Regions from separate parts of the Homo sapiens genome. Here region 1 is linked to region 2. Evidence: read pairs that join two places in POLR2A ChIA-PET (ENCODE). Cell type or tissue: Caco-2. All regions are shown on one strand. Links, peaks and the distances in the headings refer to the core of each region. The heading gives the core; the rest is flanking DNA.

Region 1 (5,377 bases), core at 246-5,245, 190 kb after region 2:
ATTGAACATGTTAAGTAGAGAAATAGAAGATACTTTTTTTTTTTTGAGACCAAGTCTTGCTCTGTTGCCCAGGCTGGAGTGCAGTGGTGAGATCTCAGCTCACTGCAAGCTCTGCCTCCCAGGTTCACGCCATTCTCCTGCCTCAGCCTCCCAAGTAGCTGAAACTACAGGCGCCCACCACCACGCCCAGCTAATTTTTTGTATTTTTAGTAGAGACGGGGTTTCACCATGTTGGCCAGTGTGGTCTCGATCTCCTGACCTCATGATCCACCTGCCTCGGCCTCCCAAAGTGCTGGGACTACAGGTGTGAGCCACCACGCCCAGCCAGAAGAGGAGGCTGGGCATTGTGGATCATGCCTGTAATTCCAGCACTTTGGGAGGCCGAGGTGGGCGGATCACCTGAGGTCAGAAGTTTGAGACCAGCCTGGCCAACACAGCGAAACTCTGTCTCTACTAAAAATACAAAAAAATTAGCCAGGCATGGTGTCGGGCGCCTGTAATCCCAGCTGCTTGGGAGGCTGAGGCAGGAGAATCGCTTGAACCCAGGAGTCAGAGGTTGTGCCAAGATTGTGCCACTGCACTCCAGCCTGGGCGACAGAGTGGGAATCCATCTTGGAAAAAAAAAAAAGGAGATAATTTTTAAAAGACCCAAATTAAACTTCTAGATATAAAAAATACAATGTTTGAGATGAAATATACACAGGATTTATCTTATAGTGCCAGAAATGAAAAGAAAAACAAAACACAATGATGGGCATTAATCAAAGGGGCAAAGGAAACAACAAGTGCTCCAAATGGCTGACACTGGAATAATTTGCACAACAAAATAAAGTAATATTGAATTATAAGCTAAAGAATAAAATAAATACCCAGGAGTCCATATTGATATAAAAAGATTGAATAATAAATACGGGAGATGAGACAAATCTCTCATGCAGAGGGATTCCAATGCAAAGGGATTAGATACTCCACCCTAAAGAAAAGGAAGCATAATTCCCCACCTGTCTTAGTCTGTTTTCTGGTGCATAACAGAATACCACAGACTGGACAATTTATAAACAATAGAAGTTTATTTGGCTTATGGTTCTGGAGCCTGGGAAGTCCAAGAGCATGGCACCAGCATCTAGTGAAGGCCTTTGTGCTGAATCATAACATGGCAGAAGGGCAAGTGAACATGGATAAAGAGAGGAAATTTGGCTAAACTCAACTTTTTTTTCTTTTTTTTTAAAGACAGGGTCTTGTGGCTGGGCACAGTAGCTCACACCTGTAATCCCAGCACTTTGGGAGGCCAAGGTGGGTGGATCATCTGAGGTAAGGAGTTCAAGACCAGCCTGGTCAAAATGGTGAAACCCCTGTCTCTACTAAAAATACAAAAAAATTAGCCAGGTGTGGTGGCAGGCACCTGTAATCCCTGAGAGGCTGAGGCAGGAGAATCACTTGAACCTGGGAGGCAAAAGTTGTAGTGAGCCGAGATCACGCCACTGCACTCTAGCCTAGGGACAGAGTGACAGAGCAAGACTCTTTCTCAAAAAAAAAAAAAAAAGATAGGGCCTCACTATGTTACCCAGGCTGGAGTACAATCACTGTTCACAAGAATCATAGCACACTATGGTTTTGAACTCCTAGGCTCAAGCAACCCTCCTGCTCCAGCCTCCCAAGTAGCTGGAACTATATCTTATTCAGCTGATGGTCAGCTTCATCCTTTTTATCAGGAACCCACTCTTGGGATAACTAACCCACTCCTGAAATAACAGCATTAATCCACTATGAGGGCAGAGTCCTCCTGACCTAATCACCTCTTGAAGGTCCTGCCTCTTAATTACATTGGTAATGAAATTTCAACATGAGTTTGGAAGGGGACACTCAAACCGTAGCACCACTCCTCAAGTGCGGGTTGCACAGAGTGACTTCCTTCGAAAGAGCACAGTATGGCAAGGGATGGGGAGGGAGATTAGTAACTTTACAGTGCGGGTATGGCTGTATGTTATTCAGAACATCAGAGACTGACAAATTTTCTACGGGGCTTTGGAAATTTACTGTTGCACTTACGTTTGTGAAAAAATAGGTCTATATCCACTAGGAAAATTTGTGTCGGCGAGGGCCAGAGCCTCGATTATTTCCTTTTCTCCTACTCTGCTAAATATCTGAACCTTGCTCTCAACACACCCTTAGAATTCATGTCTTACAATGATGCTGAGGAACCCAATGAAAAAAATCGAGCTGTATTAGTTTTCTATTGCTGCTGTAACAAGTTACCAGAAAGTTAGCGGCTTAAAACACCTAACATACCTTTTTTTTTTTTTTTTTTTTGAGACAGAGTCTTGCTCTGTCACCCAGGCTGGAGTGCAGTGGCGAGATCTCTGCTCACTGCAAGCTCCGCTTCCCAGGTTCATGCCATTCTCCTGCCTCAGCCTCCTGAGTAGCTGGGACTACAGGCACACACCACCACGTCTGGCTAATTTTTTGTATTTTTAGTAGAGATGGCGTTTCACCGTGTTATCCAGGATGGTCTCGATCTCCTGACCTCATGATCTGCCCACCTTGGCCTCCCAAAGTGCTGGGATTACAGGCGTGAGTCACTGCGTCTGGCCAAAACACCTAACATACGTTTATTATGTCATAGTTCTGGAGGTCAGAAGTCCAAAATGGGTCTCACTCAGCGTTAAGGTGTCAGCAGAGCTGCATTCCTTTCTGGAGGCTCTAGGAGAGGATCCAGTTTCTTGCGTGTTCTAGCTTCAAGAGGCTGTCTACATTCATTGGTTTGTGGCCCCTTTCTCCATCGTCTAAGCTATCAATTGCTGGTCAAGTTTTTCTCACACCGTATCACTATGACACTCACTCTTTGGCCTCTCTTTTCATCTTTTAAGGATGCTTGTTCTCACATTGGGCCCACCCAAATAATGTAGGAGAATCTCCCTATTTTAAACTCAGTGTATCAGCAAACTTAGTTCCATCTGCAACTTTAATTCCGTCTTGCCATAAAACATAACATATTTACAGGTTCCAGGGATTAGAATGTGACCATGTTTGGGGGATCATTATTCTGCCTAGCATACAAGGTAACAACAAAGTTGGTGTGATGGTTAATATTGTGTCAACTTGACTGGATTGAGGGATGCCAGCTGGCTGGTGAAACACCTCCTGGGAGTGTCTGTGAGGGTGTTTCCAGAGGAAATTGACATTTGAGTAAATGGACTGGGAGAGGAAGACCTACCTTCAATGTGGGTGGGCACCATCCAATGGGCTGCCAGCATAGCTAGAACAAAGCAGGCAGAAGAAGGGATATTCAGCTGGCTATGTCCTCTAGCGTGCTCTCTCTGTCTTCCTGTGCCAATGCTTGCTTCCTCTCCTCTTGCCCTTGGACATCAGACTGCAGTTTGTTGGGCCTTGGACTCTGGAACTTAACACCAGCAGCATCCTGGGGGCTCTCAGGCTTTCAGCCTCAGACTGAAGGCTACACTTGGGCTTCCCTGGTTTTAAGGCTTTCAGACTTGGACTGAGCCAGGCTGCCACCTTCTCTTTTTCCCCAGCTTGCAGATAGCCTACGGTAGGACTTGTCTTGTAATCAATGTGAGCCAATTCTCCCTAATAAACCCTTTTTTATATATACATATATCCTATTGGTCCTGTTCCGCTGGAGAACCCTGACTAATACAGTTGGTCAAGTAACTGATTCTCTTATGAAGTGCCTGGCATTCACATTCACTTTCATGGTGTCACTGTATACTGAGATAAGCTGATAAAAGTTATTGATACATATACATTAGAAGTAACCACTCACTTAAAAAAAAAAAGAAGAACAAAGAAAGAAACCCCACAGGAAACAAAAAATTAAAATAAGTTTTTCCAGAATAGGCAAATTGTGCAGGCATTGGGAAGGTTGGTCATGTAAATGTCATAATACTGATCCTAGGGTTACAGGTGGCAACTTGGAGAGGTAAATCCAATGGAGGTAAATCTCGTCCAATGGAGTTGAACCAGAGCAACTCCATCTTGAGTAGGGGCTGGGTAAAATGCCACTGAGACCTACTGGGCTGTATTCCCAGACTGTTAAGGCATTCTAAGTCACAAGGTGAGATAGGATGTCAGCCCATGATACAGATCATAAAGACCTTGCTGATAAAACAGGTTGCAGTAAAAAAGCCGGCAAAATCCCACCAAAACCAAGATGGCGACAAGAGTGACCTCTGGTATGCCTCACTGCCACACTCCCACCAGCACCATGACAGTTTACAAATGTCATGGAAACGTCAGGAAGTTACACTATATGGTCTAAAAAGGGGAGGCATGAATAATCCAACCCTTGTTTAGCATATCATCAAGAAATAACCATAAAAATGGGCAAGCAGCAGCCCTTAGTAGGGTCAGTTTTTTGTTGTTGTTGTTGTTTTTTTTTTTTGAGACAATCTTGCTCTGTTGCCCAGGCTGGGGTGCAGTGGCGCAATCTCAGCTCACTGCAACCTCTGCCTGCCGGGTTCGAATGATTCTCCTGCCTCAGCCTCCCGAGTAGCTGGGATTACAGATGCCCACCACCACGCCCGGCTAATTTTTGTACTTTTAGTTGAGACAGGGTTTTGTCATGTTGGCCAGGCTGGTCTCGAACTCCTGACTTCAGGTGATCCGCCCGCCTCAGCCTCCCAAAGTGCTGGGATTATAGGCGTGAGCCACCGCACCCGGCCTGGAGTAGTCATTCTTTTATTCCTTTACTTTCTTAATAAACTTGCTTTTACTTTACTCTGTGGACTCGCCCTGAATTCTTTCTTGCATGAGATCCAAGAACCCTCTCTTGGGGGTCTGGATCAGGACCCCTTTCCTGTAACACATGTAAGTGATTCTTTTTGGAATGTATGTGCAGCAATCACCAAAACAACAGAAGCAGGGGGTGAGTGCAAAGCACATGAGGATGTTTCTGAAGTGTGTGCCCCAGAAGCTCGTGGCAGCTCAGGAGGCTCAGCTCATGTAAGTGGTTTTCTGGAGCACTTTGTACTGCAGGGTGAATCTCGTGGCAGCCAGGGCCACTGCAAAGACTGAAGCAACATTTGATTTGACAAATTCTTGTTTCATAAAAGGACTGTGTAACTCCCTCAACTTTTACATAACAGGATTGGATCTATGAGACCTAATGACGTGTACGGAATTAGATTTCATTTGTGGGAGACTGCAGCATTTTGAATAGCACAATGTATAAACCAGGAACTTTTGGGCTATGTCCCCAGGGACATAAAAGAAAAAAAGGATGCATGTAAGGGGGTGGTGGTCCCTGGAGGGAGAATTCCAAGTAATTCCCCTACTTCAACCAGAGTAGCAGCTGTGTGTGTGTGTGTTTTTTATCTGTTTGTTTGTTTTCTTGAGAAAGGATCTCACTCTGTCACCTAGG
Region 2 (5,377 bases), core at 172-5,171:
CAGAAGACAGGGCCTTCCCTGGGGAACCACCCTTCCTCCTGACTATGCATGCCTCTGGGAGCCCTGGAGCCGAGGCTGGGTGTTACAGAACAAGAGCACAGGACCACAATACCCACCCAGGAACCCTCCTCCATCAGAAACACGGGCCTGGCCTCCCGGGAACCTGTCCCAACCCCCAAGAAGACAGCTTACCTCCCTGGCAACATCTTGGCGATCTCGGCCCAGCGGTTGCCCAGCACCTTGTGGGCCTCGCAGATGATGCGGTCCTCCTCCTCGGTCCAGCAAGACTTCTTCACCTCAGGGTTGAGGTGGTTGTGCCAGCGTTCACGGCACTGCTTCCCCAGCCGGCCCTTCAGGTGCTTGGCAATCAGTGTCCACTGCTTTGTGCCATACTTCTTAACCAGCTCGATGACCTTAGAGAAAAGTCTCTGGGTAGCCACTTGCACCGGCCCCTCTCTCGCCCCCACCATAGCCCTTCACATCCACCTGAGCCTTGCCATGGCCCTGAGAGGTGCCACCTACCACATCCCCTCAGGCAACACTGAGCGAGCTGCAGGGGATGCCACCCAGGATGACTTTGTGTAGCCCACAGGGCCTACCTGAGGATCTGACCGCATCCCTCTCATTTATTGCCTGGAATAAATCTAGGCCAAGAATACCAGAGACCCTTTCTAGAGTAGAGATCAAGTGGGGGTAAACAAAGGCGCCAGAGTCCTGCTTCCCTCTCCAGGGCTCAACCCAATAAGCTAAGTAGAAAAGAGCAGAGGGATGAGGAGGAACAACACACACGGAGTCCAAACTAAAGGTGGGAAACAGACTTTCCCACACCAGCCAGGCCCCAGGCTGCCACAAGACCCTCCAGCACTTCCATGGAAATTGGGAGGGCACAGGCTGAGCCATGGTAGCAGGCATCGCGGGCTGACCTAGCCAGACCTGAGTCCCCACCTGCCCTCAGTCAGGCTTCCTAGCTCAGGACACAAACCACAACATACGCAGCCACAAGAGCCAGGCCAGGCCCCACCTACACAACAGACACACGCGTTCTCATGTGCACACAGGCCACAAGAAACTGGGAAGAGTGGATGCTTCTTTTGGCAAAGATTTTGGTGAAGAAATATTTGACTTCACTTCTGTATGGTTTAAATTTTTATAGCAACCACATATCACTTTGATTTTTTTTTTTAAAGATTTTATGTTTTCACTTTTTATTTTTTATTTATTTTTTTTGAGACGAAGTTTTGCTCTTGTTGCCCAGGCTGGAGTGCAATGGCACGATCTTGGCTCACCACAACCTCCGCCTTCCGGGTTCAAGTGATTCTCCTGCCTCAGCCTCCCAAGTAGCTGAGATTACAGGCATGCACCACCATGCCCGGCTAATTTTGTATTTTTAGTAGAGACGGGGTTTCTCCATGTTGATAAGGCTGGTCTTGAACTCCCGACCTCAGGTGATCCGCCCGACTTGGCCTCCCAAAGTGCTGGGATTATAGGCGTGAGCCACCGCCATTTTTTTGAGACAGTGTCTCACTCTGTCGCCCAGGCTGGGGTGCAGTGGGGCGATCTCAGCTCACTGCAACCTCCGTCTCCTGGGTTCAAGCGATTCTCCCGCCTCAGCCTCCTGAGTAGCTGGGATTACAGGCACACCAAGACACCTGGCTAATTTTTGTATTTTTTGGTAGACAGGGTTTCACCATGTTGGCCAGGCTGTTCTCAAATTCCTGGCCACACCCAGCCAAAAAAGTATTTTCAAACTAAATTTTATTTTATTCTTAAGAGACAAGGTCTCAGGCCAGGCCCGGTGGCTCACACCTGTAATCCAAGCACTTTGGGAGGTCGAGGCAGGTGGATCACCTGAGGTCAGGAGTTCAAGACCAGCCTGACCAACATGGCAAAACCCCGTCTCTACTAAAAATGCAAAAATCAGCCAGGCGTGGTAGCATGCACCTGTAATCTCAGCTGCTCCGGAGGCTGAGGCAGGAAAATCGCTTGTCCCTAGGAGGAGGAGGTTGCAATGAGCTGAGATCATGCCACTGCACTCCAGCCTGGGCAACAAGAGCGAAACTCCATCTCAAAAATAAATAAATAAATAAATTTTATTTCATTCTTTTTTTTTTTTTTTTGAGACAGAGTTTCGCTCCTGCTGCCCAGGCTGGAGTACAATGGCGCCATCTCGGCTCACTGCAACCTCCGCCTCCCCACTTCAGGTGATTCTCCTGCCTCAGCCTCCCAAGTAGCTGGGATTACAGGTATGGGTTACCACACCCAGCTCATCTTTGCATTTTTAGTAGAGACGGGGTTTCGCCATGTTGGTCAGGCTGGTCTCAAACTCCTGACATCAGGTGATCCACCCACCCCAGGCTCCCAAAATGCTGGGATTACAGGTGTGAGCCACCACGCCCAGGTGTTTTCTTTTGTGTTTTTTTTTTTTTAAGAGACAGGGTCTCACTCTGTCACCCAGACTGGAGTACAGTGGTGTGATCGTAGCTCACTGTAACCTCGAACTCCTGGGCTCAAGCAATCCTCCCAACTCAGCCTCCCAACTACAGGCACCCCACCACCACGCCGAGTTACTTAAAAATTAATTTTAAGGCGAAGTGCCAGCCATGGCTCATGACTGTAATCCCAGAACTTTGGGAGGCCAAGGCGAGAAGATAGCTTGAGCCCTGTAGTTCAAGACCAGCCTGGAAAACATAGGAAGACCCTGTCTCTACAAATTAAAAAAAAAAAAAAAAAGGCCGGGCACAGTGGCTCACGCTTGTAATCCCAGCACTTTGGGAGGCTGAGGTGGGTAGATCACAAGGTCAGGAGTTCAAGACCAGTCAGGCCAACATGGTGAAACCCTGTCTCTACTAAAAATACAAAAATTAGCCGGGCGTGGTGGCAGGCGCCTGTAATCCCAGCTCCTCAGGAGGCTGAGGCAGAGAATTGCTGGAACCCAGGAGGCGAAGGTTGCAGTAAGCCAAGATCACGCCATTGCACTCCAGCCTGGACGACAGAGCAAGACTCAGTCTCAAAAAAATTAACAAGGAAAAAAAAAAAAAGAACAGGAATGGTGGCTCATACCTACAATCCCAGCACTTTGAGAGGCTGACGTGGGAGGATCATTTGAGCCCAGAAGTTCAACCAGCCTGGGCAGCATAGTGAGATACTCTCTCTACAAAAATTTTTCAAAAAGATTAGCCAGACATGGTGGCACATGTGGCACCAGCTACTTTAGAAGCTGAGGTGGGAGGATTGCTTGGGCCTGGGAGGTCGAGGCTGCAATGAGCCGTGATTATGTCACTGTACCCCAGCCTGGGTGACAGAGCGAACCCCCGCCTCAATCAATCAAAAAAATTAGCCAACACTCTCCAGCCAGTGCAACAGAGTAAGACTCGTCTCAAAAAAAAATTAATTTAAAAACGCCTAGTTCCAGGCCAGGCACGGTGGCTCACGTCTGTAATTCCAGCACTTTGGGAGGCTGAGGCGGGTAGATCACGAGGTCAGGAGTTCAAGACCAGCCTGACCAACATGGTGAAACCCCATCTCTATTAAAAATACAAAAAAATTAGCCAGGTGTGGTAGCACGTGCCTGTAATCCCAGCTAATCAAGAGGCTAAGACACGAGAATCGCTTGAACCCGGGAGGCGGAGGATGCAGTGAGCTGAGATCGCGCCACTGCACTCTAACCTGAGCGACAAAGCAAGACTCCGTCTCAAAAAAAAAAAAAAAAAAAATGCCTAGTTCCCTTCATCTCCCTCTTTCTCATAAGCCATGCCTGCCTCAGTGGAATGGCATCCTCTGGGCTGGTATCGAGGAGAAGAGATGAGGGAACTCCCAAGGTAGCCCCAGGCAGTCATGGCACTTATTGCCTCTTCTAGGTTGGGGACATCCCCAACCTCTCTGAGCCTTGCTCTCTCCATCTATAAAATGGGACTAACAACTTCTGCCCACCTCACAGGACTGCTGTGGCGATCAAAAGAAGGCATCTGTGCCCTGTGAAGGTCACAGGGTGCAATCATCATTAAATCAGGGATAGCAGCAGCTGCCATTTGCTGAGAGCAAATGTACAGAACCTGCAAGCCCCCTACAAGCATCACCTGCTTAATTCTCATGACAACGCTGCACTGCTACTGCTCCCCTCCATGGGTGGAACAAGAGAAGCCGAGTAATCAGCCCAATAGCCCTCAGACCATGAGTGAGGAAGCCTGGAGACACTCTGAAACTTGGAATCTCAGGGCTGGAGCCAGGGCAGCATAAGAGTGTCCAGACTGGCTGGTAGACAACTCACACCCAATGCTCAGCTTGACACCCCCAACCCCAACACAAGGCAATCTCACAGTCCCCAGGTACACTGGTGGGTGAAGACCCACTGTGTGCAAGGCACTGTCCCAGCAGTTACTTTTTGGTCTTCCTCTTTGGTCCATGGCCCCTTGACAAGGTCTGGATTCAAAACTCTCAGCCACCTGTACTGGCATTGCTGGTCAGTGCGGTTCTGGGAAAAGAACAGAAGAACAAACCAATCTGTGAGAACTTCTGGGACCTCGGGCTGGGGGCCTGGTTAAGTACTAGGCTCAGGGGCCTATGGCCTGGGACTAGGCACACCTTGGGTAGGTGTGTCCTGTTCCATGCAGCCACCACTCACTGCAAGCCCACATGCCGGAACATGGGCGGTTTCCCTTTGCTACACGAGAGGGCAAACTCGGTCCCCTGTGGGAAGCCGCTCCCTACCAACCGAACACAAGGGGCCACCATCACAAGTCTTTAATTCCTTGTACGTCAGGGACCCCTGCTTTTTTCTAGGAGAGCATTTTTATTCCCTGAAGAGTTCAGATTACACAGAAGAGGGGGAGATGAGGAAATGGGGCAGGAAAGGATCTGGTGACATGCTTTCTGAGCAGCCCAGGCAGTAAGACATATGGCAGCTCCTGCCACACCCCCTCCCTCCCAGACACCTGTGGGTCAGGGGTGGGAGGGCCTGAGAAGGAGGTCCTGAGGGGAACCCCCTCACCATCAGGAGGCTCTAAATACTCGAATGTGGTAGCACCTGCCAGCCCTGCAGGGGCCTCACCATGAAGCCTGCTGAAAGCATCACTTCCCCTCAGTTTCAGTCTCACTGTTGAGAAACCGAACACCTGTTCACTCCTGACTTACAGGAAGAAATGCAAATATGCACCACATGCTGCAAATGTCTCAGAGCCTGAAGACCACCAGGCATGCTGAGGAGCTGGAAGATGTTTACAGCAGTGTACCCTGAATGCCAGCTTGGGAAGAGAGATCCTACAAAGGTCCATTTGCCCTGTTTTATTTGGTTTTGTTTTCAGGGGCTGAGTAAGGAACTCCCTTTTCCCCTCCTTGGCAAAGTCTGTCCCAGGCACACTGTTCTCCCAGAGCCCTTGCC

The links. Peaks named below come from ENCODE experiments on the same cell type or tissue, not always from the same donor. Only the 100,000 strongest peaks of a DNase experiment are listed, where the experiment ranks them.
Region 1: POLR2A ChIA-PET joins it to region 2 with 9 read pairs; 2 of 35 experiments call an interaction of 5 or more read pairs at or near these places.

What each region holds. Positions count from the first base shown.
Region 1 is chr20:43,493,563-43,498,939 of GRCh38, reverse strand. No RefSeq gene overlaps it. Among named protein-coding and RNA genes, the nearest start is that of L3MBTL1, 11 kb to the left of the region's middle. In Caco-2, for the core only: no CTCF peak of the experiment used is centred there; a DNase peak (open chromatin) is centred at 2,649; H3K27me3 peaks cover 345 bases.
Region 2 is chr20:43,681,888-43,687,264 of GRCh38, reverse strand. It overlaps MYBL2 (MYB proto-oncogene like 2), which reads right to left. Exons shown (of 14, transcript NM_002466.4): 4 at 4,379-4,471; 5 at 193-413. Among named protein-coding and RNA genes, the nearest start is that of MYBL2, 17 kb to the right of the region's middle. In Caco-2, for the core only: no CTCF peak of the experiment used is centred there; no DNase peak of the experiment used is centred there.